Linked DNA regions of Mus musculus: all the other regions are linked to region 2. Evidence: chromatin loops called from intact Hi-C (ENCODE). Cell type or tissue: left cerebral cortex. All regions are shown on one strand. Links, peaks and the distances in the headings refer to the core of each region. The heading gives the core; the rest is flanking DNA.

Region 1 (6,021 bases), core at 283-5,282, 220 kb after region 2:
ATAAAAGCTGAATTATAGTCCCCTCTTTCTTATCTCTTCCTGACCCCCATGACTTCCAAGGATGTGAGTTATGTGCTGAGTCCTGCCTGATACCCAAGGCTGTTAAGGAGGATCTATGTTTCGGAGATAAGACACAGAGTGCTTGCTGCCTGGAGCCTGACTTTGGCCCTCATGTCAGCAGATGCCCACTTCTTTGTTCTTTGTTAATTCCCCCTCAATCCCTCCCTATTCCCCTCGAAGTATGCTTTAAAACCAGGCGTTTCAGCCTAATAAATGGAGACCTTGATAGGAAAGATCTACTTTGTCTTCAGCTCTTCCTATTTTCTTCCAGGTGTGCGGTCCCCCTCGCACCCACGAAGAACTGAGTCCCGCGGAACGGGATAGTTTTGGTTTTGGTTTTTGATAGTGTTTTTCTGTGTAGCCCTGGCTGTGCTAGAAATCACTCTGTAGACCAGACTGGTCTCCAACTCAAAAATCTGCCTGCCTTTGCCTCCTAAGTGCTTGGATTAAAAGTGTGTGCCACCACTATCTGGAAATAAATAAATCGAAAAGGAAAGAAAAGAAAAGAAAAGAAAAGAAAAGAAAAAAAAAGAAAAGAAAAGAAAAGAAAAGAAAAGAAAAGAAAAGAAAAGAAAAGAAAAGAAAAGAAAAGAAAGAAATATCAGAAGAAATTTGACTCCTTCAGTGCTTTGGGTTTTCAAAGTAAATGTAGAATTTCGTGAATTAGGAAGGAGTCAAAGGTCAGTGTGGTGGGTGGTACAATAGTGTATCCTAGTGGGAGAAAAGGGTTATTGTTTATTGTTGTTTTGTTGTCGTGGTTGTTTATATCAAAGGTAGTCAGCCTGACAAGGATTCATATCTCCTGAACCTCCTCTTATCCTTTGTGTTGAGGAGCCAATTGTACAATTGTAGCAGATTGTGAAGCAGAGCTCCCATCAATGGAATGGCACATGGTCATCAGCCACATCAAGGATAAAAGATGGGTCCTGGCACATCCTTACTACAAAAAAGAGGGGGGAGGTTGCCTTGCCAAGCTGTTTGCTTTGTTCCCATGTCCCTTTGTGCACAACTGAGATCACTCTTTGTTTTTAACATTTTGGGGTTCATTTCAAATACATCTATCTCAGAGAGTGCTCAAATCAGATACCCTCCCATGGGGGAAACACAGCTCCTGTCATGGCGCTGTGTCTCCTATGAGTCTCATGTGAACTACTCTCTTCTGAATGCTTAATATCCCAGGATAGAAAATTTCTTGGAAATCTGGGGAAAGAGCGCGGAAAAGTACCACAGCAACCAGGAAAACTTCAGAGACTGAGGTAAAAGTTGCTTGCTTGGTGGTCAGGTTTTCTGAAGGTTGTTTGAGAGTGCCTGAGTGAAGGGTTGTACCTCTAAGGGACTCTCAACTTAGATGCCAGAAATTCTTAGAGGTAGGTGATTGAGCAATAAGCACCAAAATAGGAAACAATCGGGTCAAAAATGCTCCACAAGAAATAAAATAAAATAGATTTCCCTAGATAGGAAATTTGTCTTTGGTTGCCCCAGAGGCTGTTACACTCCATTCAATATACTGTGCCTGCCTGGGCTACAGAGACATGAACAATGTGTAAGAAGAGACCTTCCAAATCCAGTTTAACTCCTGTTCTCTCTCTCTCTCTCTCTCTCTCTCTCTCTCTCTCTCTCTCTCTCTCTCTCCTTGTTCCCTCTCTCTTTCCCTTCATCATGCCTCCACTCAACTGATTCACTGATTCTCTTTTCTTCCCTTTCAACCATGTTTCCTTAGAGAACCTAGAAGTGCTTGGATCAGCTTTTGGAGAAGGGAGAAAAATAGTTACTTGGTATACTTAGGTCAGATATTACCTTATACCATGTGACCCCAAGCAGATGCCTTTCTGAATAAAATTGCCATGCCAATATATATATTGGCTTTTCGAGACAGGGTTTCTCTGTATAGCCCTGGCTGTCCTGGAACTCACTTTGTAGACCAGGCTGGCCTCAAACTCAGCAAAACTATATTTTAAGGAGGGTTTTTTGTTTTTTTGTTTTTTGTTTTCAGAAACTTAAATTTCAGCCTACATAGACGAGCACAAATCCATCTGATCACAGTCTATGCCATTCTTGAATGAGGCAAAACAATGCTAAGGGAATGTTCCCAGTTTCTCTGTGTAACAAATCAATAGCTCCATCTACTGGCAGTGGGCACACCTCATTCCGACCTCCTTCATGGGTAACTTTCCCAGTGACACCTTGTTTCTGTGAGCTGAGGGGATCTCAAAGAGAGTTCTACACAATATCACTTGCTGTCCATTGTTACAGTTTGTATGGTAAGATATATGGATTCATCTTTCTTGCATTGACACTGGAATTTCTTCGTTCTTTGTTTTTCTACTTTCTGCCCGCATGCCTAGTTCATAGGTATCTCTCCTTTATCTATGCTAACTTCAAATGTTTTTTCTAGTATTTTTATGTGTATATCTGTCTGTATGCTTGAGTTTATGTGTGTGTATCACATGCATATGGAGTCCATAAAAGTCAGAAGATCCCCAGAACTGTAATTATAGACAGTTGTGCTTTGTCATGTGAAATTTGGAAACCACACCTGAGTCCTCTTCAAGAGCAGTAAGTTCTCATCTCAGGTGTCTTTTTAAGGAAAGAAGGTGTCATCACATTTAATCTGTGAGGTGCATGAATCACAAAGGGAGTTGTGTCCTGGTGAAGGATGGACTCCTTTTATCCTGGTACTAAACTCACCACAAGCAAAAGGTAACCACGTTAGTTTTGCCTTCATCTTCCTGGAAGCAAAAATAATTTCAGCTGTGTAGGAAGGATGCTGGAGAAACAGTCTGCTGGGAATTAATGCCTGCTTTTTTGCCCAGTTTCTCCAAGCCTGTTTCCTTTAAAATATTCTCTCCCTTCCCAAGACTCCTTTGTTCCATGCTGGTTGTCTGCTTTCATTCCTGTACTACTAAGCCCTGGACATTCTTCCTTTTTTGTTTCTGCTTTCCAGTTACAATAATATAAACAGGCTAACGAGAACAAGCTGATGGCACCTCTTACAGATTTCTGTGTTCTGAACCTCTAAATTGCAGTTTCTCAAACAAAATAACAGTAAAGTAAAAGACTGCTGACAGTTTGTGGTGGTTTGAATAAAAATGGCCTTAATAGGCTTATAAATTTGAATGCTTGGTCATTAGGAAGTGGCACTATTAGGAGGCATAGCCTTGTTACAGTAGGTATGTCCTTGTTGGAGAAAGTGTGCCACTGGGCAGGTAGGTTTTGGGGTTTCAAATGCTCAAGCCAAGTCAGTGTTTTTCTTCCTCATACTGCCTGGTGAACTCTTGGCTCCTTCTCTAGCACCTGTGTGCCACCGTGCTTTCCACTATGCTGATAATGGACTAACCTCTGAACCTGTAAATAAGCCCCAGTTAAATAAATGTTTCCTTTTATATGTGTTGCTGTGATCATTGTGTCACTTCACAACAATAGGACATTGACTAAGATACACAGTCCATGGAGAGAATAGAGTACTCTGCCACCCAACCAAGAGAGAGAGAGAGAGAGAGAGAGAGAGAGAAACCTTGTAATATAATTTCAGCATCATAGATTTCCAGGCCTCCTTAGTTGCGCTCTGCTGGACATTGTAAACTGCAGCTTGAGAATTCTCTGTGTACTACTGTTTCTATCTGCTGATACATTCATGTAAAACAAAACAAGGCTCTGTAAGATCAATCTCTGGAGTGTAGAAAGCATTTTAAAAATGTTTTTTGACTGTGTTAGTACTAGGGCATTCCAAACCCAGGCACTAACGATGGGTTGCCAAGCCAATGACCCTCCTATCCCAGAACCCACTTGGCTCACCTCCCACCCTTACTTGTGTTACATCACTTTCCTTATAAATTAGGAGATCACCCCCTCCTCACTCTCTTTTTCTTCTTTCCCCTTCCACTTGCCCTGCCGCTCCTTTTCTTCTTTCCCTAACAGTAAACCATTCTCATGAGCAACTGCCTTGGCCTGGTGTGCTGTTCAGGTATATCCACAAAATATTATTATTATTAATACATCAGACTGTCTTGTCTTTTATGTACGATTTATCTGGGTTTTGAAAAGCCACATCATTTGCTTATTTATATATCATCCATGTATGTAGTTTGGATCCAGCTTTCTTTTTCTTTTCTTTCCTTTTTTTTTTTTTTTTTTAAGATGGTGTTACATAGCACTGTCCTCTAAGTCAAATAATTTCCATCTTCATAAGACCAGCTGTTTCTGCTCACGAAGGTTTATTGCAACTGGGCTTGTTTGTTTGTTGATGATGTTTCTTTTATAAAGGGGGGAATGAACAGATCAGGATCCTCATCTAGGGAGCCAGCGACCCCTCCCAGACAATGGTAAGCAATTCTGCCCTAATTTCATGTAGCCTTTGGGGATTAGGGAGGAGCTAGAGTACAAAGACTGTGAAAGAAAAGGGAGAGGAGGCTGTCAGTAACCCCTTACCAATACTAAACAAATAAACCCAATAAAGTATCGTCCTCCCCACTCCCAGAATGATCTCTGATGAAACTGAACTTTAGTTATTGGGACCTTATGAGAAGGGATAAAAATTGTTTAATCCTCCCTACACAACAGGGAGAAAATTCTCAAAACTGATTTGTTAATATTACTATATCCAAGTAAGAAAGAAAAAGGCCTGTTGTGATAGTGTATGCCTTTAACTCCAGCACTCAAGAAGCAGAGGCAAGTATATTCAAGGCCAGTCTGGTCTACATAGCTGGTTCCAAGATAATCAAAACTACCTAACATAACTCTGTCTCAAAAAAAAAAAAAAAAAAAAAGTTCCACATGGAAATATCAGTATGTTCTTTTAGATTCATTTATTTACTATATGTGTATGAATATTTTCCTGCATGCATGCACTTCTTACACTTCCATATTGCTGTTCATCATCAAAAGCAGTGAGAGCAGGAACCTGGAGGCAGGAGATGATGCAGAGTCCATGGAGGGTGCTTCTTACTGGCTTGTCCCTCACGGTTTTCTCAGCCTGCATTTTATACAACCTAGAACTGTAGAACACCAGCCTAGAGGTGCCAACACCCACAATGGGCTGTGTCCTCCCTCACCAATCACTAATTAAGAAAATGTCCTACAGGCTTTCTTATGGCCCAACATTATGGAGACTTTTTCTCAATAGAGGTTCCCTCCTCTCAAATGACTGCATCTTATGTCAAACTGTCATAAACATAGCCAGCACAGGCCCTGATTTCTGGTTTCAAAATGATTCTTGGTGGGATTGCAAGCTTGTACAACCACTCTGGAAATCAGTCTGGCGGTTCCTCAGAAAATTGGACATAGTACTACCGGAGGATCCCGCAATACCTCTCTTGGGCATATATCCAGAAGATGCCCCAACTGGTAAGAAGGACACATGCTCCACTATGTTCATAGCAGCCTTATTTATAATAGCCAAAAGCTGGAAAGAACCCAGATGCCCCTCAACAGAGGAATGGATACAGAAAATGTGGTACATTTACACAATGGAGTACTACTCAGCTATTAAAAAGAATGAATTTATGAAATTCCTAGGCAAATGGATGGACCTGGAGGGCATCATCCTGAGTGAGGTAACCCAATCACAAAAGAACTCAAATGATATGTACTCACTGATAAGTGGATATTAGCCCAGAAACTTAGTATACCCGAGATATAAGATACAATTTGCAAAACACATGAAACTGAAGAAGAACGAAGACCAAAGTGTGGACACTTTGCCCCTTCTTAGAATTGGAAACAATCACCCATGGAAGGAGTTACAGAGACAAAGTTTGGAGCTGAGACAAAAGGATGGACCATCTAGAGACTGCCATATCCAGGGATCCATCCCATAATTAGCCTCCAAACGATGACACCATTGTATACACTAGCAAGCGTTGGCTGAAAGGACCCTGATATAGCTGTCTCTTGTGAGACTAAGCTGGGGCCTAGCAAACACAGAAGTGGATGCTCACAGTCAGCTATTGGATGGAGCACAGG
Region 2 (6,021 bases), core at 413-5,412:
GAAAGACTGAAGGAGCAAAGAGGAGAGCAGATGAGGTGAAGAACTCTTGGAGGGAAGACTGGGAAGGGGAGCAACATCTGGAATGTGAATGAATAAAGCAGTTTTTAAAAGTAAAATAAAGTATAACCTTTAACTGAGCATGCTTAGTTGCATCCATCTAACTGAGTATGCTCAGATGTGCATGTCCCTGAAGTGCTTTCTCATATGCATATCTGTAGGCTTTCCGAATAAAACCCCTGCTGTTCCCAGTTCCAATGAAAGCATGGCCTGGTACCATTTCTCAAGCTCACTCACCTGCTGCAGGTAATCTTTCTCCACTCTTTTCTCTTGGCATTGCTTGTTTTAGCTTTCTATTCATGTGATACATACCCATTGTATGGCATAAGAGTCCTTTTTTGTTTGTTCATTTGGTTGATTGTTTAGTTGTTTTGGTTTTCGGAGGTAAGTGGCTGTTGTTGCAGTTGTTTATATTTTATTTTTGGTAGGCTTTTTTTTTGAAACACAATATACACTTGTCACACAGAATGTTTCACCTTTTATTTTAGACTTGGATCTTCTGCAATCAATTAGCAAATTGCTGCATTTCTTGAGAAAGCATTAAACCCACTTTATACAATTATACTAAAATAAGTAAAACCAAATTCACACTTTTAGATATTAGAAGCGTTAAAACAACATAGTTTACACCAAGGCTGTAAGAACTATGGAATTACAAATTTTCCTACTATGTGACTTGTTTATTTATTCTATGTTTTACTTAAGAGATAAAAGGTTAAATATAGATGCCTTATATTTATATATTTATTTATATATAACTGCCCAAATGCTCACAGAAAGGTGAAGTGATCACGAGGGGCTTTAGAAAGCCAGTGTGACACTGATATTGAATCCTCTTGATGCAAACTAGACTTCCAGTCTGTACTGAGCTGTGATGGGTACAGTTATATCTCTCTTGTGTTTTTCCGGCAGCATCCAGAGACTGCAAGACAGACATAAACCTATCTCTAGCAGCAATGGCATGACAGACAGAAAACTACCAGGACCTCCTTCTTATCTATGTTGCTGCTGCATGTATGGAGACTGGGTTTCCAATTAATGTGACAGTACTTGGCTGTATCTGTGTCCAAAGCTCCACTGCATCCTTTATTATCACCCTGGATGAGCTACAGGTTGCTCAATTTTAAAATCCTAATTTGGAAAAATTACAGAAAATCATACAAAATTTAAGTTTTAAAAGAAATATCTGTGGAGTGCTTCCCAGAAGTCTGAAGCTTATGAACACATTCCAGACACTTCTGAAGGCCACAGCAGAGGCCCGTTCTGAGGCCATGATGACCATGGTTCAAGTGCATGACTGATGGACAACTTTTAGACAATTTACTGTTATTTGCACCCAAGACACACAGCCTCTAAATTAGTTTTCTCAGTTTGTACTTGAAAATTACCCCAATCTTCCCACAACTCTGACACCGTAGGAACCAATCAATTCTCATACACCAAAATCAGAGGGAAATTTAGCCTTCCTCTTGCAAGAGAGAGTATTTCCCTTCTGCATATTTTTGAAGGGAACATTGAATACAAATAACTGAGAAATAATTGACTTTCATGCCAAACTTTGTAAACAAAGTCTGCTGGCAAGAGTCTTGGTTCCACATATAACCAAACTTTCCCATAGGAAAAATGATACTTGAAAATCATATCATTTCTTCCTGGGGATCATCCTAAACATATCGTTTAAAAGACGCTATCACTGATGAGTCTGGTTACTCCAGGCCTCGAGGAGGAGGCCTGGAGCTTGTCTTCCATAAGTAGAGACTAAAGAGAGGAAAGTAGGTGTTGACTGTTCCCTGTGGGTAATCAGAAGCAGATGTTCCCCGGGACTTTAGAATTGGACAAAATTTAGATGTTCCTTGTGGTTAGGTAAGTGTCCAGACAAGAAAAAGCTAGGGATGCAAGGCGGTTCCCGTACCTGGATCTCACTGAAGGGAGGTCCTGGAAGAATACTCAGGGAAGGGGAACCATAGTTGGAACAGGTCTCATCTTTTATTTCTCATATTCCTCTAAGTTAAGAAGACTGTGAGAGTAAGATATATGTATTATTTACAAAGTTCTTGGTCCAGAAAAACTGTACATAGTTACAAGGAAATGGTCTAAGTTGTATGGGAAGCCTGTGAAGGCTATGAGGCAGGAAGGAAATTTTGGACTACTTTACAGAAGCTACAAAGGACCAAAGATTTAAAGAGCTGTTGGCTGGTGCACCACCCTGTGCAAAAGCAGCTCAGAAACGTTCTGTACACCTGACTCCTCTAGAGGGAGCTGGAACCTCACTCTCCGGTGATTTCTCTGTACTCTTGGCTTTTGCAGCCTCGGTTAAAGTCTTTTTAGGGCCATATAGATCGGCTTCGGTAAAACGAAGAAAGGTGGGGCATACTGAGCAGGTGATTATCTCTATTCTTGTCAGTCACAGCTAGGTTCTAGCCCCCTTCACCACCACCACCACACCACCACACCACCATACCACCACACCACCACACCACCACACCACCACACCTCCACACCACCACACCTCCACTCTAACACACACACACACACACACACACACACACACACATCTCCAGTGAGGCGTGGCCAGGCAGTTAGAGTGTTCCTAAGAAGCATCAGGCCAGGCTGTTTACCAGGGAGGTCATCCGTGGTGGAAAGCAAAGAAACAAAATACACAGACTTAACGCTGAGGAAGAGATGCCTGGGACATCCTAGGAGCCTACTCACAGTGAAATAGAGAGAGAATTAAAATCACGTTCCAACAACACTGCCCCACCATTTACCCTACGTTCAGGTGTCAAGCCCTGCCCTCAGCTGTGGGGACAAAATAGTAAGGTGCCCTGGCCCAAGCTGTCCTCAGGCATGCTACACACCAGCCTCACCTCAAGGCCGGGCAAATCCCGGATCAGTCCTGGTTAGGGCCTGTGGTATCAGTCCTGGGTAGGGCCTGTGGTACTGAATGCCTGGAATGGGCCTCAGGATTTCGGGCTGCACTTGGGAACCACAGTCCCGGAATTCTCCTGAACCCAGCTGGCAGTGCTGCCTGCGGTGGAAAGAGGTGGAAAGGGCATCAGGCTGAACGGCATGACACCAATTGCCGGAGGCTTCTGCGGAAGCTGTCGTCCAGGAAGGCATAGAGGAAAGGGTTGAGGCAGCTGTTAGCATAGCTCAGGCTGGTGATGAAGTAAGAGATGCCGATGACCAGCGGCGTTTGCGGGAGGTCGGTGGTGAGGGCCACTATGGTACTCAGGTGATAAGGCGTCCAGCAGAGGAGGCACACAGCCAGAATCGCCGCCACCAACAAGGTCACGCGCTTCTTGGCACGATCCAGGGCCTTGGCGTGGCTATCTAGCTGGATAGCACGCAGTCGGCAGAGCAGAGTGGTATAGAGAGCACAGATGGTGGTCACCGGGATGGCAAAGCCCAATACTAGTGTGTAGAGACGGCTGGCACGCCACCAGAAGGCCTCGGGCTGCGGGAAGACCAGCACGCACTGGCGCCGACCCTGCTCCTCGTCCAGCCGAGCGAATACCGCAAAGGGCAGCACGACCAGCGTCACCAGCGCCCACACCGCCAGACTGACAGCACGCGCTGCACCGTAAGTGCGCCCGGACACCCGGCGCGACTCTGCTGTGGCCAGAACCACCAGGTATCGGTCGGCGCTCATGACGGCGAGGAAGTAGAGGCTAGAGAAAGTGTTGTACTGGTCGACGGCTACAATGAGCTTGCACATGACCTCCCCGAAGGGCCAGCGCCTCAGCAGGAAGTCCGCGATGTTGATGGGCAGCACGAGGGTGAAGAGCTCATCGGCGATAGCCAGGTTGAGGATGAACACGTTGGTGACAGTCTTCATGCGCGGCGTGCGCAGCAGTACGTACAGCACCGCAGAGTTGCCAGCCAGTCCCACGGCGCAAATTACCCCGTAGACGACAGGCACTGCTACCGCCAGTGGCTGCGGCAGCGGCAGAGGAGCCAGGCTGGACCCGTTGGGACAGCCCAAAGATGAGCCGCCGCAAGACACGTTGTCCCCTCCAGACTCGAAAAGCGTTAAGTTATGCATCTTGGAGAGGGCTGGAGAGCAGGCGACCACCAGGATTCCACTCAGCAGCCCCGCGAAACTCGAGGTTTATGCGCCCACGTTTACAGGGATCTGCACCCAGGCACTGCCTGAGTGTCACAGCTTTTCTCTGGATGCGCACCGGAGGGGGCGTTCCCCGCTGCTACTAAGCTCGCTGACGCCGGGACTCCAAGGCTGGAGACAGAATTGAAAACACAGCTTACATTTCTGGAGGTATAGCTTTAAGGAGAAATGAGGTCCATAGAAAGTAGCTACAGTGTCCCAAGCTCTTCTCTCCACCTGTGGAAATCAGATTCCAGTCCACTGAATACATCAAAGTGCTATGCAGAAGCCACTTGACTCCTAGGAAACCGTAAATGCACCCAATCCCCTGTTTTAGAGCTTAAGGAATTCACACTGAGGTCACACCGGCGAATTCAGCAGAGGTGTGTTTCCGAGCACGCTAGATAATAGGACTTGCAACAGCAATCTTTATCTTACCTGGCGAGTCCCAGCAAAGATCTGAGTTTCCTGGGGAGGTCAGGGAGGAACCCACTGTCTGCTGGAGGACGCTGCAGCAGCAATGAGATGCCTGCCAGCCTAGTCTGTCTCCTGTTGTCTGCCCAGAGACTACTGCTGGACTCTCCAGGAGTTCTCCCAAGAACCTGAAGTACAGGAAGCGCGGCTCAGTCAACCTGTCACCCTTTCCCACTCCACTCCTAGAAAAATCCTCTGATCTAACAGAAAACAGCGCCCCCTTCCTCAAAAGACTTCTTTGCTGCCTTCCTGCTGTTTTAATTCAGTTCATCTGGAATTATAAAAAGCTCACCTGTCAGAAACTAAAACTAAGAATGACAAAGTTAAAAAAAATAATATCCTGTTTTTGAAGAACAGTTGGAGATGAGGTTCCCATAACATGTTTTATTTCTTTATTATATGTATCATTATTTAAATCAATGTTAAAATTAAATTTATTTTGATCGTAGTCTTCCCCTACCCCAAGTCGTCTAGATCCTCTCTCTACCCACCCAACTTTAAGCTCTTTCTCAAAACAAACAAGAACAAAACCAAACACAACAAAAACTCCCAAATCCAAGAAAATAAAATAAAGAAACACCTAAACAGAGAGAGAAAAAAACCCACTAAACTGTAATCAAATAAAACCATAAACATACAAAAGCAAAACTGTGGAGATCATTAAATGTTGATCAACTATTCTTGAACATGAGTCCTGCCCTGGAAGAGTTGATAAATCCAATATCACTGTATTGGAGAAAACTAATTCCCCCTTTTACAGCAGGTATAATTGACAATTTAGTTGTTAACCCTTCCTCTAGTGACTGGGTTTTCATTAGTGCATTCATATTCATTTTAGAAAATATAACAAAACAAAATATAAAGCAAAAACTGTCACATTAAAGTTGGACAGGATGAATCAATAGAAGGAAACAAATCCAAGAGAAGGATTTAGAGACTCTCTCATTTGCACACCCAGAAATCGCACAAAAACACTAATCTAGAAGCTAGAATATATTTGATGAGGACATGGTACAAACCTGCACAGTCTGTGTGCATATAACTAAGGTATATAAAGACTCCTTCTGCCTGTTTTCCTGAGTTCTGAATGGAGGAGGCATCCCACTTAGACCTAAGTGCTCCCTCACCCTCTCTCTTTCTCTCTTTCTCTCCCTCTCCCTCATTCCCCCTCCCTCCCTGTAGCAGGAGCAAAATTCTATATAGCAGATTATCATTGAGTCATTTTTATTGCTACATATTTCAGACAAGTATTATTTGGTTTTACCTCACGCCCCTGAACTATCTAGTGTCTGATTCTTGGTCAACCAAGCAGGGTTAGGTATGGGTTGCATCTCTTAGAATGGGCCTTAAGTAAATCAGTTATTAGTTTATTACCACCACAACCT
Region 3 (6,021 bases), core at 445-5,444, 240 kb after region 2:
AATATTTTGGTTTCTCCATCTATGGTAATTGAGAGTTTGGCCGGGTATAGTAGCCTGGGCTGGCATTTGTGTTCTCTTAGTGTCTGTATAACATCTGTCCAGGCTCTTCTGGCTTCATAGTCTCTGGTGAAAAGTCTGGTGTAATTCTGATAGGCCTTCCTTTATATGTTACTTGACCTTTCTCCCTTACTGCTTTTAATATTCTATCTTTATTTAGTGCATTTGTTGTTCTGATTATTATGTGTCGGGAGGAATTTCTTTTCTGGTCCAGTCTATTTGGAGTTCTGTAGGCTTCTTGTATGATCATGGGCATCTCTTTCTTTATGTTTGGGAAGTTTTCTTCTATTATTTTGTTGAAGATATTAGCTGGCCCTTTAAGTTGAAAATCTTCATTCTCATCAATTCCTATTATCCGTAGGTTTGGTCTTCTCATTGTGTCCTGGATTTCCTGGATGTTTTGAGCTAGGATCCTTTTGCATTTTGTATTTTCTTTGACTGTTGTGTCGATGTTCTCTATGGAATCTTCTGCACCTGAGATTCTCTCTTCCATTTCTTGTATTCTGTTGCTGATGCTCGCATCTATGGTTCCAGATCTCTTTCCTAGGGTTTCTATCTCCAGCGTTGCCTCGCTTTGGGTTTTCTTTACTGTGTCTACTTCCCTTTTTAGTTCTAGTATGGTTTTGTTCATTTCCATTACCTGTTTGGATGTGTTTTCCTGTTTTTCTTTAAGGACTTCTACCTGTTTGGCTGTGTTTTCCTGCTTTTCTTTAAGGGCCTGTAACTCTTTAGCAGTGCTCTCCTGTAATTCTTTAAGTGACTTATGAAAGTCCTTCTTGATGTCCTCTATCATCATCATGAAAAATGTTTTTAAATCTGGGTCTAGATTTTTGGTTCTGTTGGGGTGCCCAGGACTAGGTGGGGTGGGAGTGCTGCGTTCTGATGATGGTGAGTGGTCTTGATTTCTGTTAGTAGGATTCTTACATTTGCCTTTCACCATCTGGTAATCTCTGAAGCTAGCTGTTATAGTTGTCTCTGTTAAGAGCTTGTACTTCAGGTGACTCTGTTAGCCTCTATAAGCAGACCTGGGAGGGTAGCACTCTCCTTGGTTTCAGTGGGTAGAGTATTCTCTGCAGGAAAGCTCTCTTCTTGTAGGGAAGGTACCCAGATATCTGGTGTTCGAACCGGACTCCTGGCAGAAGTTGTGTTCCACTCACTAGAGGTCTTAGGATCCCGTGGGGAATCCCGTGTGGGCCCTTGCGGGTGTCAGGCGACTCCGCTGGCAAGGAAGCCCGGGGCTCGAGTGGAGCGGAAGGGGCTTTTGCCCCGGGTCAGGCCCGGGCAGCCTGCTTCCCTATGTACCGCAGTCTCAGGTTCCGCGCGATTGGATTGGGGCCGGCGCTGTGTTCCACTCACCAGAGGTCTTAGAATCCCATGGGGAATCCTGTGTGGGCCCTTGCGGGTGTCAGGCAACTCCGCTGGCCAGGAAACCCGGGGCTGGAGTGGAGCGGAAGGGGCTTTTGTCCCGGGTCAGGCCCGGGCAGTCTCGGGAATTACTTTCCAGGATACATAAAGATCTAAAAAACTGAAACACCCCAACATAAGTTACTCAATTGATAAATGAGATCATGAACTGAAGAAGATATTCTCAGAAAAGAAATACAGGGCAGAGGGGGGAGCTCAGCTAGTACACACTTGCAGCCAGTCCTGGTGACCTGCATTCAATCCCTCAGATCCATGTGGTAGTAAAAAGAGCAGACCCCTACAAATGTCCTCTGGTGCCGTCCCCACCCCATACACACTCTTGTACATATGCATGCACATGAAATAAATGTAAATGTGATAATTTTTTATAAAGAAGAAATAAAGATGGTCAATAAGTACTTGGAAAGTAAATGCTATCAAGTAAATGCTAAATAAAACTGCTATGATGGGATAGGGGGAAAAGGCCCAGTGGCTAAGTGTATTTGCTGCTCTTCTAGAGGACTCTAGCTCAGTTCTCAGCATTGGGTAACTTACAACCACTTGTAAATTGGGCTTCAGAAGATCCACTGACCTCTTCATGCCTCTGTGAACACCTGCAGTTGACACCTGTACATACACACACAGGAACACGCACAGACCGTAAATAAAAATATAATATAAACCTTTAATAATGAAAATAAACTGTTTTGAGATTCCATCTCACCCCAATCAGAATAACTATCACCAATGAAAAACATAGCAACATAACCTGGTGAGAACTTTGTGAGCAAAGAAAGCTTATTCACTGCTAGTAGAAATATAAACGTGTACAGCCACTATGGAAATGGGCATGAATGTTCCTCAGAACGCTAAAGGTATACTCACTGTATGATTCAGTGATACCGCTCTTCCATATACACCTGAAGGTCTTCATGAGAATGTACCAAAGAGATAATTATCATGGGACTTCTCTCATATGTGGAATCTAGATTTAAAAACAGATATGTCATCTACAGAACATCATTTGTACGTCACAACAGTAGAAAGCAGATCATGAGAGCAGAGGGAGAGAACTTTCAAGAATTGGGAAATAGAAAGGTAATAGAGCGAGTAAGTAGAAGTAGGGGCTAAGTGAGCTCTAAGTAAGGAAATTAGCAGGAAGTGGGAGTGCTTTACTGTGAAGGGCAATAAGAAATGAGGGTGAGTGAGAACAAAACAGTATTCCTTATATGAAGGTGATGAAACTCTACTTTGATAATTACCTCGGAGAGTTGCTTTGCTAAGGGATACACAGGTACACTGAGAAGCAGCAGTGAACCTTTCTTCAAACAGGCCTGTTTCCTTTTCCGTTTTCCTTTTTATCTGTCTTTTTCTTTTGGACGCTGGCCAGGGTCTAAGTATACTTTAAAAGTCCTTAGACAAAGCTTTTGGGCTTCCTTGCTCTCTCTCTAAAGGCTCCCTCCTAAGGCACTCTCTCCCACTCTGCAGTTGCCTGCCACCTTGTGGCTGATCTCTACTCACCAAGCAGCTATAAGATTTATAACTTGCCTACCCTGGGGTTTGTCTTTTAAACTCTAATAAAATTTCCTTGCGCACCAGAAAATATGCAAAAAATAAATCAACTGAGGAGTCTGTTAAGGGAGTCCTGGGGCCTAACTTCCAGAAGGATTGGTACCTAAGAGCTTGCTTTTCAGTCAAGCTCCCAGGTAATGCTGATAGCTCTCCATCTGAGGCAGGGCAGCAATCTAGGAACAAAGGGGAACAAAAAAAAATCAAAGGACAGGGCTGGAGGGAACTCAGCATTTTCAAGCACTTCTTGCCCTTCCAGAGGATCAGATATCTTTCCCAAAACCCAAAACAAGCTTCTTAACCAAGTCTTCAGCTCCGAGGGATCTGATGTCCCCTTCTGACAAGGCATGTACACAGTTCACATACTTAATGTGGCAAAATATTCATACACATAAAAATATTTTTTAAAAGAAAAAGAAAAGAACAGAAAAAAACACCTCATCACTCTCCTGATTTGAATTTATGTCTGCTGGCTGACACTGAACAGTTTCCACAAATCTGACCAGACTTCCCTCAGGAAAGACTGTACTGCCCTTTCTGAAAACATCAGATATGAGATAGTTAAAAAACAAAACCAAAACAAACAAACAAACAAACAAACAAAAAACCAAGACCCGAACTATGCATCCACATAACCTGTGTGTAAGCAAGAATCCCTTTGACGTGTGTTCTGTCTCTACTAGCTTTTCTCTAACTGCACAAGGCACCTCAAAAGGTCTCTTCAGGGATGGAATTCTGTGGATTAGAAAAGGACATTATTAGGCATATGACAAAAAATAAGTTTGCTAATACATAATTTTCTTTATATCTAAACTCACTTGCAAATTAATAGCTTAAAAACTTCCAGATTACATGCATAGAGCTACCTCTAAGATAACTAGGTCTATTCTTCCAAAGGCCATACCTTACTGTCTCTAAATGTATCTCTCTCTGTTTGTGACTTTTTAAAAAAAAATCACTAAACTGCCACATCTTCCTATTTAATCAGTAAACTAACTAACTTTGCTTCAGTTAGAGTCATTCTGAATTCTTTTCTGTGGAAAATATGAAGGACTAAGGTGCACCTGTGGAGGCCACCCAAGGTTCTACAGGGATGTCTCAAGGTGCATGGCTGGCAGTTGAGTTGCTTTTTTCTTTTTTTCTTTTCTTTTCTTTTTTTTTTTTTTTTTTTTTTGGTTTTCCGAGACAGGGTTGCTCTGTAGCCCCGGCTGTTCTGGAACTCACTTTGTAGATCTGGCTAGCCTCGAACTCAGAAATCCTCCTGCCTCTGCTTCCCAAGAGCTGGGATTAAAGGCGTGCGCCACCACACCCAGCTACATTTTTTTTTTTTCTGACAGTGACAAGCCCCAGTGCCCACTTGGATCTGTGCTGGGCTTAGTTCATTTTTCAAAGGACAAGCTCACAACACATTCCACTTTTAGTCTCAATAGAAAATAGGATAACAAGAAGTCACTGATAGCAGAGGAAATAGGAAAGAGGTCAGTGACTTTCATGTGTAATAAAAATAAACAACAGATCTGTGGTGGTACACATCTATAAGCCCAGAATTCAGGAGGCTGAGCCAAAAGGTTAACATGAGGTCAGTTATGGCCACAAATGGATTCTAGACCAACCTCAAAATGCTTAAGTATTAAGGTTACAAGGCACATGTCACTATGTGCAACAGCTTAAACACATCTTATTATCTGTTGTTTGGGACTTTTTATCTGGGTTACCTACCCATGACTAACTACAACTGCTGTCATTATCCATAAGATGGTCCTTGGAGCCTTACAAAATCCATGTATGCTCAAGGCCCTTATATAAAATGGCATTCTACTTACAGAGTACATAACCACATTTTCCCATATACTCTGAAGCATTACTATGTCGTTCATAATACCTGACACAATGTATATTCCAAGTAAATAATTATTATACTGTATAGTTTGGGAAATAATGTAGTAAAAAGTCTGTTTACAGATGGTTTTGATCTCTGAATATTTTCTGCCTATAATTGAATCCCAAGACTCAGAACCATTTGCTACAAAGAGAACAGTTTTCTTTCCTAAGATGTATGACATGATATGAATCACTGTGTTTGATATCCTATAAACATAAACCTATAAATTTTCCTTTTTAAATTATTTATTCTATGACAGTTTCATATATTATATAATACATTCTGGTCTCACCACTCCATCCTCTCTGATACCATAGCACCACCAAAGCCCTTCTCTTCCCAAAAAGACCCCTTCCCTCCACTATCAAAATCTTGCCTTCTTGAGATTTGGGGAGGGGGGTGAGGAATGCAGTGAAATTTTATTGACGGTACTCAAGAGAGTAGGTGTAATCTCCCCTCCCCCAGCCTGAAAACTGAGATCAAGAGAGAGGCCCTCAGTTGCTGAGGAGTGCCTGTCCCAACTTGTCCTCCAACACTGAGCATCTCCCTCACAGTTTCCATCTCAGACCCCCATAATAACAGGAGGGGCCTAGGGAGCCACCATGTGGTTGCTGGGAATTGAACTTAGGACCTCTGGAAGAGCAGTCAGTATTCTTAACCTCTGAGCCGTCTCTCCAGTCTGCACTATGAAGTATGAATACTTCTGTTTTCATCTCCCTGAGCACTGCAGGAATGGGTGTCACACCCAGACCTCTAGCTTTGATAGCAGCTTTGATATGTGGATCTGACAGAGTTACCTAAATTAATTAACTGAAATTTGAAGGCCGCTTTTTCTTTACTAGGTTCTATAAATATTTTATGGATGACTAAACTAAGGAAAAGATGTAGTATCTCTAACCTCATACTATATTTATATTCATTTTATGTTAACCTTTGAGTCAGACTCTGTTCTATTCTGCATGTAGTTGCATAGAAATGCATCAAGATTTAATGCAGGAAAAATGTGGAAATTTACCACCAAAGAAGGTATATCTTTTCTATCCTACCTTCATGATTTCAGCAGTTCAACACCCATGGTCTTTCAACCTAATCATGAAGATCAGATGCAA
Region 4 (6,021 bases), core at 690-5,689, 490 kb after region 2:
TGTCCACTGAAGCACAGATTCTGCCCCTACAAATAAATGTAAGGAAAAACAAAGGAGCTAAATCAAAGTTTTTCAGTAAATTCTTAAGTTTATCCAGATAATAAGCACCAGATGTAAGAATCGATCCAAAGTTTTTAGACTAAGACTGATTGACATTCTTTGGATTACATCACATTTTCTAAAGTATGAGAAGCCCTAAAAGCAACCTTTGGTAGAAATGGAGATAACTGTAGAGAAAAAAAGTGTTTCCATGGAAAACTGTAGCACACGTGAGTTTGTAGGTTCTATGTTTGTTTGTTTATTGTTGGAAGTTTTATTGTATACTGTGAATATTAGATAATATCCAGCCCTCTAAATTAATGTTTCCAAATGCTTCTGGCCTCTTGAATTAGCCAATCTTTCTCCAAAGTCCTGCCAATTTGGGGCAGACAATTCTTTTGTCTATTTGTCTCAATTTGGATTTTTTTTTTTCTAAAAAAAAATGATCTTGCTATATAACCTTGACTGGCTTTAAACACAAGGCAATCCTCCTGCTTCTTCCTCCTGAATGCCATCATGCCTAGCAAAGCAGGTAGACTGGTGTGAATTTTAGCATATATAGATGACAAAGGTGCTGTTGGTGTGTGGGCCACTGAGAAAGCCTGGACACCTTCCAGGACATGCATCAGAGCCCATTCACCCACTAGCCAGCTATGGGTGCTGCAAGCTTAAGCCCAGAAGTTTCACTGGCTGCCTGAGGTCAGACTCAAGGCTTTGGAGACCTGGCTTTGTGTTCGTTGTGTTTGTTGTTGTTTTGTTGTCACAGGACCTCATTTCATTAAGGGCCTGACTGCTGTCCTCACCCAACAGAGTTGCTTTACTGCGATATTCAACAGATGGACCTGCTGCTCCAAGTGGCCAGACAAATAAAGAGCAGATGCGCCTGCTTGCCCTCTTTTTCTCACCATCTTTTCTTCATCCCTTTTTAAATAAGAAGAAACAAAACTTAGACCTTGGGTCCATTTCTGACCCTTGTCCTAGGTGCTCCTGTGTACTTCTTTGTAAAATCCACTTCTAGAAGCAAATCCTGCTATGGAAATATATCCAGAAACCTTCCCTTTGTTACTCCATCAGATTCCATGTCTGACCTGGCCCCTCACCCTGTCAGTCACGTAGGTGATGTCTGATCACTGTCCAGTCTTCAGCAGACTCCTCTGAGGTCAGCTGACCTGTAATTCACTTCTCCTCTCTCAGTTTTCTCTTCATAAATTTGGTCCTCAGACCTAACCGCTCCAAAGCTATATGTTTGCACTTCCTGATGTATCTGTGGCGTAGAACCCACACACATACACTCTCGCTCCCTCATAGTTATGTCTGCTTAGTGAGCAGGTCCTGAATAAAGCTTTGCTATTTCCTGGAAAGAATCTGTGTCTGCAGAGGCTAATTGAGTGATTAAAACTTCAGAGATGCAAAATGTTGCAGGTCCAGAGCCTAATTACAATATATCTTGGGTGATCTTTATCCTACTAAACAGCAATTCTTTGCCCCCACTCTGTCAGATCCAACATTCTGTAGCTAACAGATAAATGGATGAAAAAATCCTCTAGGAATGTATAAAGCTAACAAACACCCTAGGTTTTGTTTTTTTTCCCAATACGAATGCTAACAGTGTTGTATCCTAACTACACTCTATCTTAACAAGGAGTTCTCTATCTTACTAAACCCACACACTTGATGTACCCATCAGTACTTGAAAGGTGTCTTGATGTATAGCTTTGTAGTCTTCTATTACAAAAAGTTTATGAAATTTCAACGTTGTAGGAACTTGGTATTTGAATAAATCTAAATCTATGTTCCTGAGGCACGGTCACTCATATTTGATTCCAGAATAAACCATTCTCTTCCTTTGAAAGGAGAGCTATGTCTCTTACCAATATTACTATACTTTAATGTGGGAAGCCGCCCTCACATTTGCCATTATAAGATGGCGCTGACAGCTGTGTTCTAAGTGGTAAACATAATCTGCACACGTGCAGGGGCAGTTTTCCCGCCATGTGTTCTGCCTTTCTCGTGATGACAACTGGGCCGATGGGCTGCAGCCAATCAGGGAGTAATACGTCCTAGGCGGAGGATAATTCTCCTTAAAAGGGACGGGGTTTCGCCATTCTCTCGCTTGCTCTCTGGCTCCTGAAGATGTAAGCAATAAAGCTTTGCCGCAGAAGATTCCGGTTTGTTGCGTTCTTCCTGGCCGGTCGCGAGAACGCGTGTAAGACTTTAACACGTACTATTGTTAACAATGGTTTACTGCAGCAAGAAATACTTTTTTTCAGAAGGTATAAAGAATATGAATTAGGTGTTCTTTCAAATTTAAAGACATTTGAGCACTAGAAGAAGTAGAAGACTAACAAAAATATGTTAAATTTACAGAAAAAACATTTCAAACAGTGGTAAAGACTAGACAAGCACTGAGAGCTTCTAGTCACCCAAAGATGTAAAGTTTAGGAGTAGTGAATGTTCATGGTTCAGAGATAATGAGGAGGAATACAACTAGAGCCCAGTAAACTCTAGATAATTATTATTGTGATCACTTGCCATTCGCTTCCGTTAGTTTCTAAAATGTATTTTTGGACAACTAGTTAATAGAAAACCCTTATTCCAAATTTCAGTTCCTCATTCTTCTGGACATGATTTTAACATTTAGCTATAACACTTATATCTATGTCTATTTCTGGAATGTTGACCAGAGAGGGTGACCAGACAGCACCTAGGTGATTTCTTCTTCTTGTTGGTTTGTCTCAATTAGATTTGAAACAAAACAAAAATAAAGTAAATAAACAAAAGACAACATCAAAGGTTTTCTGTTTTACTTATTGTTTGAGGGTTTTGGCTCTTCATCACTTAACTGTGGCTTGTGTAAGTGGCACCAAGATGTCAAACACAAGCACAAAGAACAAAGCAGACAAAAGCAAGTGTAGACAGGTCTTTAAACATCCACGTAATTCATAGCCTCAGATTGCGTTTGGAATTTGAGTTCTTTATGCACGATGGAAATGAAACAAATAGAAAATTACATGGAACAAATGATAGTTTGAATAAACACTAGATACAGCTCAGTGTGAAAGTCGATGGGTCAGAATCATTTTCTGAACCCGTGCTCCTTCCTTCTGTTGGCACATGGACCTGTTTTTCAGCAGTCCGACAAAGGAAGCCATTTGCAGAGGGAAACATTTTTGTACAGGGGATGGTCTCCAGGAAGGCAGATTTCACTTCTGTTCGGTTGTGCAGCACATTGCTGCTCCAGCTCCTGGTCCTGCTAGTCTGCATGTTGTCACTGGCCCCAGAGGGAAGGAAGACAGATGTGAGGAAACATGAAACCGCAATTACACTCTAAGAATACATTGTATGTTTTGTGTACTTTTAATGTCTTCTTTAGTTATTCATTTTTACAAAATCATTTCCCCACTGTGTATAAACTATTGCGGTAAATAAAGATCAAACAACAAACAAAACTGGGAAGTCAACTGATCACTGCGGGAATTATTTTTAATGTAGGGTCATCTTTCTTCCACACGGTGGCGCCTCGCTGTCAGACTTAAAAACACTGAAACATTGTGGCCACCAACAACTCCAGATGGGCTTCTCTGTGCTAGTAGTTTCATTTTGAAACAGAAAGTCAGTACTTAACAATCGCTATTCTGAGTACCTTTTTGCTCTCAGAAAGAAGAGCTAAGCAGATTCTGACAGGACTTAGGGAAGTCATAGCGCCATGTGCAATGGTTCAGAAACTTTAGTGTGTCAGAATCCCCTGGAAGCCCAAAGAAATAGAGACAGTAGATCACTTCCTAGTTTACAACTTGCAGCATCTGAGACCATACTCTGGGAGACTATTCTGTGACAAATTTTGAGGCCTCGGAATTATGTTCCAGTTCAAACTCAAGTTCAACTTCTGAGATGACTAAATGACCTGGAGTAGGGACATTGGTGATTAACTGAGGCTGGCACCTTCAGGTGGTTGGTATGAGGACAGCTGGAACAGACACAGGTGTCCCGGTACAATATGGGGCTTGGAAGTCTTGTTTTGTTTTATTGAAGACGTCACTTTTATTTGAAGTCAATAGCTGAATCACAAAGTACAAGAACATTCATTCAGGTAAGAAATTTCTTTTAAAACTGTAAATAAGTATTTTAAGCCAGGAGCATCACACGAAGCAGTTAGTATTCTCTGGTACTGACTCTACCCCTCCTTCTCTCTCTTTTGTTTTACCACAAAACTTTATTTTATTCCACTTTTAACATAATGAGTCTTTTTAAAGTTTCAAAACAAAAAGGCATAACTAAGTACCCTTTGTAAACATTAGAAATGAACTAAAATCTAGGTTATTCACTAAAAGTCAGGAGTCAGGCTGGGATCTTAGGTCTTAGGAGAACAAAATAAACCGAACAGCATCTAACAAACAGGGACATCTCTCTGTTTTTACAGCCCCTCTTTCCTGTGCAGCCCACCCTTATGTCTTACACCAAGCAAGGAGAGCAACTCATAAAAATCCCTAGAGCCCCCAATTAGAAGGATTCATTGTCCAACAAGGATGGTCTACATGCTATTCTTTGCCTTTTGAAGGAATTAGAAACACTCTCAGACCATTTAAAAATATTCTTATATTCTGACAAGTGGGGCTGATAGATCCATTCTAGTAGCTCCCCATCTGGCAGACCTCATACCTCAGAGGCTAAGACGGATCCTTCTCCGTAGTACTTAGTATGGTGATTTGAATGCAAACATTCCTCATAGATGCAGATGTTTGAATATTTAGTCTCCAATTGGTGAAGCTGTTTGTCATGCTTAAGAAGTGTCTTAGTCAGGGTTTCTATTCCTGTATAAACATCATGACCAAGAGGCAATTTGGGCAGCACTTGGGAGGCAGAGGCAGGCAGATTTCTGAGTTCGAGGCCAGCCTGGTCTACAGAGTGAGTTCCAGGGCAGCCAGGGCTACACAGAGAAACCCTGTCTCGAAAAACAAAAACAAAATCAGAAAAAGAAGCAAGTTGGGCAGGAAAGGGATTCAGCTTACACTTCCATACTGCTGTTCATCACCAAGGAAGTCAGGACTGGAACTCAAACAGGTCAAGAAGCAGGAGCTGATGCAGAGGCCATGGAGGGATGTTCATTACTGGCTTGCTTCCCCTGGCTTGCTCAGCCTGCTCTCTTATAGAACCAAGACTACCAGCCCTGGGATGGTCCCAGCCACAAGGGGCCTTTCCCCCTTGATCACTAATTGAGAAAATGCCTTACAGTTGGATCTCATGGCGGCATTTTCTCAACTGAAGATCCTTTCTCTGTGATGACTCCAGCTGTGTCAAGTTGACACAAAACTAGCCAGTACAAGAAGTATGGCTTTGGTGAAGGCAGTATGTCACAGAAGGTGGGCTTTGTTTAGACTCATGGCACTTCAGTTCCCTCTCTGTTTGCTGCTCTTAGTGTAAGATGTGAGCTCTCCATTTGCTGCTGCAGTCTGCATGCCTGCCTACTTCCACATTCCAATGATGTGGTGGTGAAAGGAATCATAGATGCCTTGGCACAAGTTTCCCCTAACATCTGTGCTGTGGAACTGGATTTGGGTTCCCCTGAAGCCAGCAGCAATTTGAATGGTTTGTGAGCAAAGCCCATATTGCTGGGTTTTTTTATTTTAGTTTCTTGGGTTTTTTTTTTATTATTATGGTAAAACACAATTAAAATTTACCAGTATGAAAGTTTAAAATGTGCAACCAGTTGCGTTAAGTATTTTCACAATATTTTGCAATTACCAACAAAACCTAAAATTTTTTTCATCCCAACGGAAGTCTCCCTTTGGCTGTCATTTCTATTACCCTGGCTACTTGGTTTTAAGTACTTCCTAAAAAACTTAACTTGACTAATGCTAACTTAACTTGCATGGTATATACTCAGAAAGGAAAGCTTAGAACCATGTCAGAAATTCTCTTAGCATGTGTCCTATGCCCAAGGTTTGTTTTCTGATAGCATATATCAAGTTAAAGCACATTTTC
Region 5 (6,021 bases), core at 275-5,274, 410 kb after region 2:
CACAGGAGATTATTTTCAAAATAATCCCTTCATCAAAGAAAGGAAAATGGGGAATTTACATACTCATGTATGAAGCATTTGGGGCATGGGTACATATCTAAGCATGCTCAGTAAAGGTATATGTTCTTGAGCATGCCCAGATTAAGGTCATAATTTAAGAAGAAAAGATGGTAGGTACATTTGTAGTCATACAAGGGTTAAAATGGTGAGTGGGAATGCATACAGGTTAGCAGAAAACAAAAGAAAAGATAACCTGAAAGAAGCTTAATATAGGAGCTTGCCCTGAGCAGTGTCAATCTCACTCAGTTGGCCACACCTTCAGTAAGCCTATGCCATATATGTTTCATGTCACGTAACTTTGCTACATGCCGTAGTCTATTATAGGGTCACAATCTTCTAGGATTGTCCCTCTCCCTTTCCCTCTCCCTCTCCCTCTCCCTCTCCCTCTCCCTCTCCCTCTCCCTCTCCCTCTCCCTCTCCCTCTCCCTCTCCCTCTCCCTCTCCCCCTTCTCCCCCCTCTCTCTGTGTTTCTGGGGGTCTAACTCACCAGATCCTTCATGCAAGACAAGCACTCTATCACTTAGCCATATTGCCATATTCCCTCTTTATTGTTAATCTGTAAGTGTTCTGTTTGGATCTTTATGTTGTTCTTTTCTTGTTAAGTGAAGTTATTGCTTCATACTCCAGACTGGCCTTTTGCTTTTGCCTTAGCTTCTCTAGTGCTGGGATCATAGGTGTATGACACTGGACCTACCTTGGATATGTTCTCTTAATGCACAATACTTTATTCTTCTTTTATAACTATATTATAATTCTTACAAGAGTATCTTTCACAAAGCTGAAAATTTACATTTTAATTAGGTCTAAGTGTATAATTTTCCATTGATTGTACTTTTAGTGTTGAATCTAAAAATATCACCATTAAGCACAAGCTACTTCTAAGAGTTATATTTTATGCTAACTATTTGTGAAAAGTATACAGTTTGTGGTTTGTATTTATCTTTTTTTTTTTTTTTGTACATGAGAGTCCAATTTCTTTTGCAGCCAATTTTAAACAGACTACTCTTTGCTTCTTTCAATGCAGGATTGGTTATAAACATTTAATTATATTCTCCCTCTTCCTTTCCCATGAATTCATATATGTCCTCTCTGTTTGGAAGTTCATATTTTGAAAATAAACACATGTTCCTCATGTAATCTTAAAAATAATTCTAATGAAGTAAATAGAGTTAAAGAACAAAAGACTTTGGGGATGAAGAATGGAGATAACAATCCCCACTAAGCAGGCTGTAGAGAGTAGACAGAAATAAGAAGAAAACAAAGAATATATGTGGTATGTTTTATATACCTTATGTGTATTTATATGTATATATAATATAGCTATATGCAAATGTAGTTATCCTTTGTTATCTTGGAAAATTGGTTCCAGGATCACATTCTATACCAAAATTCAATGATTTTCAAGCCTCTCATAAAATAGTACAGAATTTTCACAGTACATAAATATCCTCCTGTCTGTTTTAATCATCTGTAGATTTCTTAGAGTGCCTTCTGTTGGCCTGGAAATTACCTTACTCTTGTCTTAGCTTACCACTTGTATATGTTCCACTAGGCCAGTCTTAGATATTTTTTCCTAGTTTTTTTTTTTTTTTTTTTTTTTTTTTTGCTTAAAGTGAAGTTTGCATTTTGGTATGCAAATAGTCAATATGGTGAATTGTTTATGGAATAACAAATGATAATGTATTCACTTGTGATACAATATTTAAAGTACATTCTTTTATAATTTTACACATGTATATGAAATACACCGATTCACCCATTATTCCTTTATTCCACTCCTTCTCTTACTAAGGCCCTACTACTTCCCAGAAGGGCCCCCTATTTTCATGTTGCTTTGTGTGTGTGTGTGTGTGTGTGTCTCACTGCATTTAATAGGGTTTACCTGCATAAGCATGGATGGGAGCTTATTTACTTGAACCACATCAGTCTAGTAGAGGTTATACTACCGAGGAATCTAACTGTCTCTGCCCTAGAGATTAACTTGCCTACCATTTTCTGAGGTGGGTGAGACCTAATGAACCCCTCTCTCATGTGAAAGGATGCTGCTGAGCACTGTTTGCGTAGGTATTGCTGCTGTCAATCCATCACTGCATGTTATTGTGTCATACTCAGAAGACTGTGTTTCACCACACTCCTTCAGTTCTTTCTACCAACTCTTCTGCAATGTTTCCTAAGCCTTGGAAATGGTGATATAGATGTCCCATTTAGTGCTGAGCCTTCAACAGTCACCTATTCCCTGAACTTTAATGACTTATGAGTCTCAGTATTAACCATTCCCCACTGCAAATAGAAGCTTCTCCAACAAAGGCTGAGAGCAGCATTTGTCTATGGACATCAGCATAAATATTTAAAAAGCAGTTTGGTATCATGTTTATTTGGCAGAACATCAATAGTAGGTTCCCCTATAGGACCTATGACCTCCCCATGCATATTTTTTTTAAAACCAGGTTTATAGTACTAGTATTAATTTTCTTCTGAAGAGTAGTCCCTCAGTCTAATTAAAAGAAATGTGGTTGTTGCCCTTTAACATTCATGCCACTGTTGCATCTGTGTATACATATTTCAGACCCAGTTTAAAAATTAGTTACTATCTAAATTGACTGAATTCACAGATGTGGAACAGTCAGATATAGAAAGTCACCTGTATGTGTGTGTGTGTGTGTGTGTGTGTATTGTACTTTCCTAAGATATATCAGACTCAGAATGGTGAGGATCATTGCTTGAAGGAAATGTTTAGAGTAACATGTATAGATAGTGCATTTAATAGTAATAATTGAATAGGTTCAAAATAATGTCGTCCCTAAAAAGTACTTTGGATGATTGTGATTAATATTGAAAGCCATGAGGTGATCTTCCATATTTGAGTACAGGACTCACAATCTTACCACTTATATGAATGTGGTTTGGAAGAGATCAGAGACTAGCATTAGTTAAGCTTTAGTTAACTTTGCTTCAACTTTGCTCATGCAGTGTTTGTTGCATAGGACAGTAGCAAGCCATACCTCAGAGAGATAACAAGGACAGTGGCGTCTGGGAAAAGATGCATTGTAGGAAGCCAAAGTGAAATAGCCATTTTTTTTTTAGCAGTTTACTGCTTTTCTACTCTAATAATCTATCCAGAAATTAAATCAGCACTGCCATCTATTGGTAGATATGTTTCCCAAGCTAGTTCTTCCATACACTAACATTTTATAGGACAGTAACTGTACCTAATCCATGGGGAATGTAATCCAAGATGACCAAGAGAGCTGAAACCACAAAGTGTGCAGAACTTTATACATACACACACATGCACATACATATGGTGTGATATATATCATATAATATATAAATATAGAATATCATATTTTATATATACATGGCTCTAATAAAGTTTAGTCTACATATTAGGCACAGTAAGAAGAGAATAACAAATAGTGCAGTAGAACTATCATAAGAACACACTATAGTACAAATGTGTCAATGTGTTTCCTTTTTTTATTATTTAAATGCATTTTACACATCAAATATAGTAATAGTATGGAGTATCTTGAGAATCAAATAATACATAAAAATTTGTTCAACTTTTTTATTCATATCCTTTCATACACTAAAATATCATTAATGAATATTTAATGCTATCCATAGCTGAGGATCCTATATCTAATGTTAAATACTAAATTGTTTCAAAACATAAAAAATATTCTTTGGGAGTTAAGCATAGTAAAAGAACATAAAACGTTAAAAATGAATCATTAAGAAATGTATTCAAAAGCCCTTAAATGATACCACCTGACACAGTGAGACAACATTTAAAACATATTATATATCTGTGTACATTGTCTAACAATCCATTTACTTAAAAAATTAGCAGTGTTTCTAGGAGAGAAATTATTTCATCAGTAAGCACATTTTAAAAATTTCAAAATAGCAAGAACTTTTGAAGTTAAACATTAAGAAAATGCTAATTTCAAGCACTCCGAGAAAATTATCAATAATATTTCCATGAAATTTGTATAACATGATTTTAATATTTTAAACTGTTAACATCCAACAAACAGAATAATTATTTTAAGATGTATTTTGTTGCTATGTATCCCTGTACATTTCTGATTTTATTAATTTGGATACAGTCTCTGTGCCCTTTGTGTTTAGTCTGGCTAAGGGTTTATATATCTTGTTGATTTTCTCAAAGAACCAGCTCCCGGTTTTGTTGATTCTTTGTATAGTTCTTTTTGTTTCTATTTGGTTGAGATTTCAGCCCTGAGTTTGTTACCTGTGGTGTACTCTTCTTGGGTGTATTTGCTTCCTTTTGTTCTAGAGCTATCAGGTGTGCTGCCAAGCTGCTACTGTAAGCTCTCTCCAGTTTCTTTTGGAGGCACTTAGAGCTTTCATTGTGTCCCATAAGTTTTGGTATGATATGTCTTTATTTTCATTAAATTCTAAAAAGCCTTTAATTTCTTTCTTTATTTCTTCCTTTACCAGGTTATCATATTGAGTAGAGCACTATTCAGCTTCCATGTGTGTGTGGGCTTTCTATTGTTTTTGTTGCAATTGAAGACAAGCCTTAGTCCATGGTGATCTGATAGGATGCATGGGATTATTTCACTCTTCTTATATCTGTTGAGGCCTGTTTTGTGACAGATTATATGGTCAATTTTGGAGAAGGTACCATAAAGTTCTGAGAAGAAGGTATATTCTTTTGTTTTAGGATGGAATATTCTATAGATATCTGTTAAATCCAATTTGGTCCATACCTTCTGATAGTTTCACTGTGTCTCTTTTTAGTTTCTCTTTCCATGGTTTGTCCATTGATGAGAGTGGGGTGTTGCAATGTGTGTGAGTTGTAATGTGTGCTTTGATACTTTAATAAAGTTTTATGATGAATATGGGTGCCCTTGCATTTGGAGCATAGATGTTTTGAATTGAGAGATCATTTTAGTAGGATTTTGTTTTGTTTTGTTTTGTTTTGTTTTGTTTTGTTTTGTGAGTATGAAGAGTCTTTCCTTATCTTGTTTGATAACTTTTGCTTGAATATTGATTTTATTTAACATTAGAATGGCTAGATTTTTTTTTCCTTGGGATCATCTGATTGAAATTTTTTTCCAGCCTTTTACTCTGTAGTGTCTGTCTTTGACATTGAGGTGTGTTTCGAGTATGCCACAAAACGCTAGGTCCTGTTTATGTATACAGTCTGCTAGTCTCTATTCTTTTTATTAGGGAAGTGATTCCATTGATGATAAGAGATGTTAAGGAATAGCGATTGTTACTTCCTGTTTTGTTTTGTTTTGTTTCTGTTAGAAGTGGAATTATGTTTGTGTGGCCATCTTCTCTTGGGTTCTTTTAAAGTAGATTACTTTCTTGCTTTTTCTATGATATAGTTTCCCTCCTTGTGTTGGGATTTTCCATCTATTATCCTTTGTAGGGCTGTATTTATGGAAAGATATTGTGTAAATTTGGTTTTGTTATGGAATATCTTGGATTCTCCATCTACAGTAACTGAGAGTTTTGCTGGGTACAATAGCCTGGGCTGGCATTTTTGTTCTCTTCGGAACTGTATGACATCTGCCCAGGATCTTCTAATTTTCATAGTCTTTGGTGAGAAATCTGGTGTAATTCTAATAGGTCTGCATTTATATGTTACATGACCTTTTTCCCCTACTGCTTTTAAAATTCTTTCTCTGATTAGCCTATTTGGTGTTTGATTATTACTGATGGGAAGCATTTCTTTTCAGGTCCAATCTATTTGCAGTTCTCTAGGCTTCTTGTATGTTCATGGGCATCTCTTTCTTTAGGTTAGGGAAGTTTTCTTCTATAATTTTGTTGAAGATATTTGCTGGCCCTTTAAATTGGGAATCTCAATCTCTTCTATACCTATTATCCTTAGGTTTTGTCTTCTCATTGTGTCCTGGATGTTTTAGGTTAGGAGCTTTTAGCATTTTGCATTTTCTTTGATGGTTGGGTCAATGTTTTCTTTTTTTT

What was found. Hi-C counts contacts between places; a loop is a spot of excess contacts. Peaks named below come from ENCODE experiments on the same cell type or tissue, not always from the same donor. Only the 100,000 strongest peaks of a DNase experiment are listed, where the experiment ranks them.
Region 1: a loop joins it to region 2, with 6 times the contacts of the local background. A loop is called at or near these places in 23 of 42 quality-filtered maps.
Region 3: it touches region 2 in a loop (8-fold over the local background); 9 of 42 quality-filtered maps call a loop at or near these places.
Region 4: a loop joins it to region 2, with 4 times the contacts of the local background. A loop is called at or near these places in 2 of 42 quality-filtered maps.
Region 5: it touches region 2 in a loop (8-fold over the local background); 5 of 42 quality-filtered maps call a loop at or near these places.

Annotation. Positions count from the first base shown.
Region 1 is chr1:6,133,091-6,139,111 of GRCm38, forward strand. No RefSeq gene overlaps it. Among named protein-coding and RNA genes, the nearest start is that of Gm46206, 31 kb to the right of the region's middle. In left cerebral cortex, for the core only: a CTCF peak has its summit at 2,188 (motif pointing left); a DNase peak (open chromatin) is centred at 2,185.
Region 2 is chr1:5,913,192-5,919,212 of GRCm38, forward strand. It overlaps Npbwr1 (neuropeptides B/W receptor 1), which reads right to left and starts at 4,207. Exons shown (of 1, transcript NM_010342.1): 1 at 516-4,207. The coding sequence starts at 4,102. The coding sequence ends at 3,113. In left cerebral cortex, for the core only: CTCF peaks have their summits at 2,301 (motif pointing right) and 4,857; DNase peaks (open chromatin) are centred at 2,317, 3,336, 3,693, 3,919 and 2 more places; H3K4me3 peaks cover 1,170 bases.
Region 3 is chr1:6,149,676-6,155,696 of GRCm38, forward strand. No RefSeq gene overlaps it. Among named protein-coding and RNA genes, the nearest start is that of Gm46206, 15 kb to the right of the region's middle. In left cerebral cortex, for the core only: a CTCF peak has its summit at 2,968 (motif pointing left); a DNase peak (open chromatin) is centred at 2,946.
Region 4 is chr1:6,402,963-6,408,983 of GRCm38, forward strand. No RefSeq gene overlaps it. Among named protein-coding and RNA genes, the nearest start is that of Alkal1, 47 kb to the left of the region's middle. In left cerebral cortex, for the core only: a CTCF peak has its summit at 3,546; a DNase peak (open chromatin) is centred at 3,562.
Region 5 is chr1:6,327,608-6,333,628 of GRCm38, forward strand. No RefSeq gene overlaps it. Among named protein-coding and RNA genes, the nearest start is that of Alkal1, 29 kb to the right of the region's middle. In left cerebral cortex, for the core only: a CTCF peak has its summit at 3,214 (motif pointing left); a DNase peak (open chromatin) is centred at 3,177.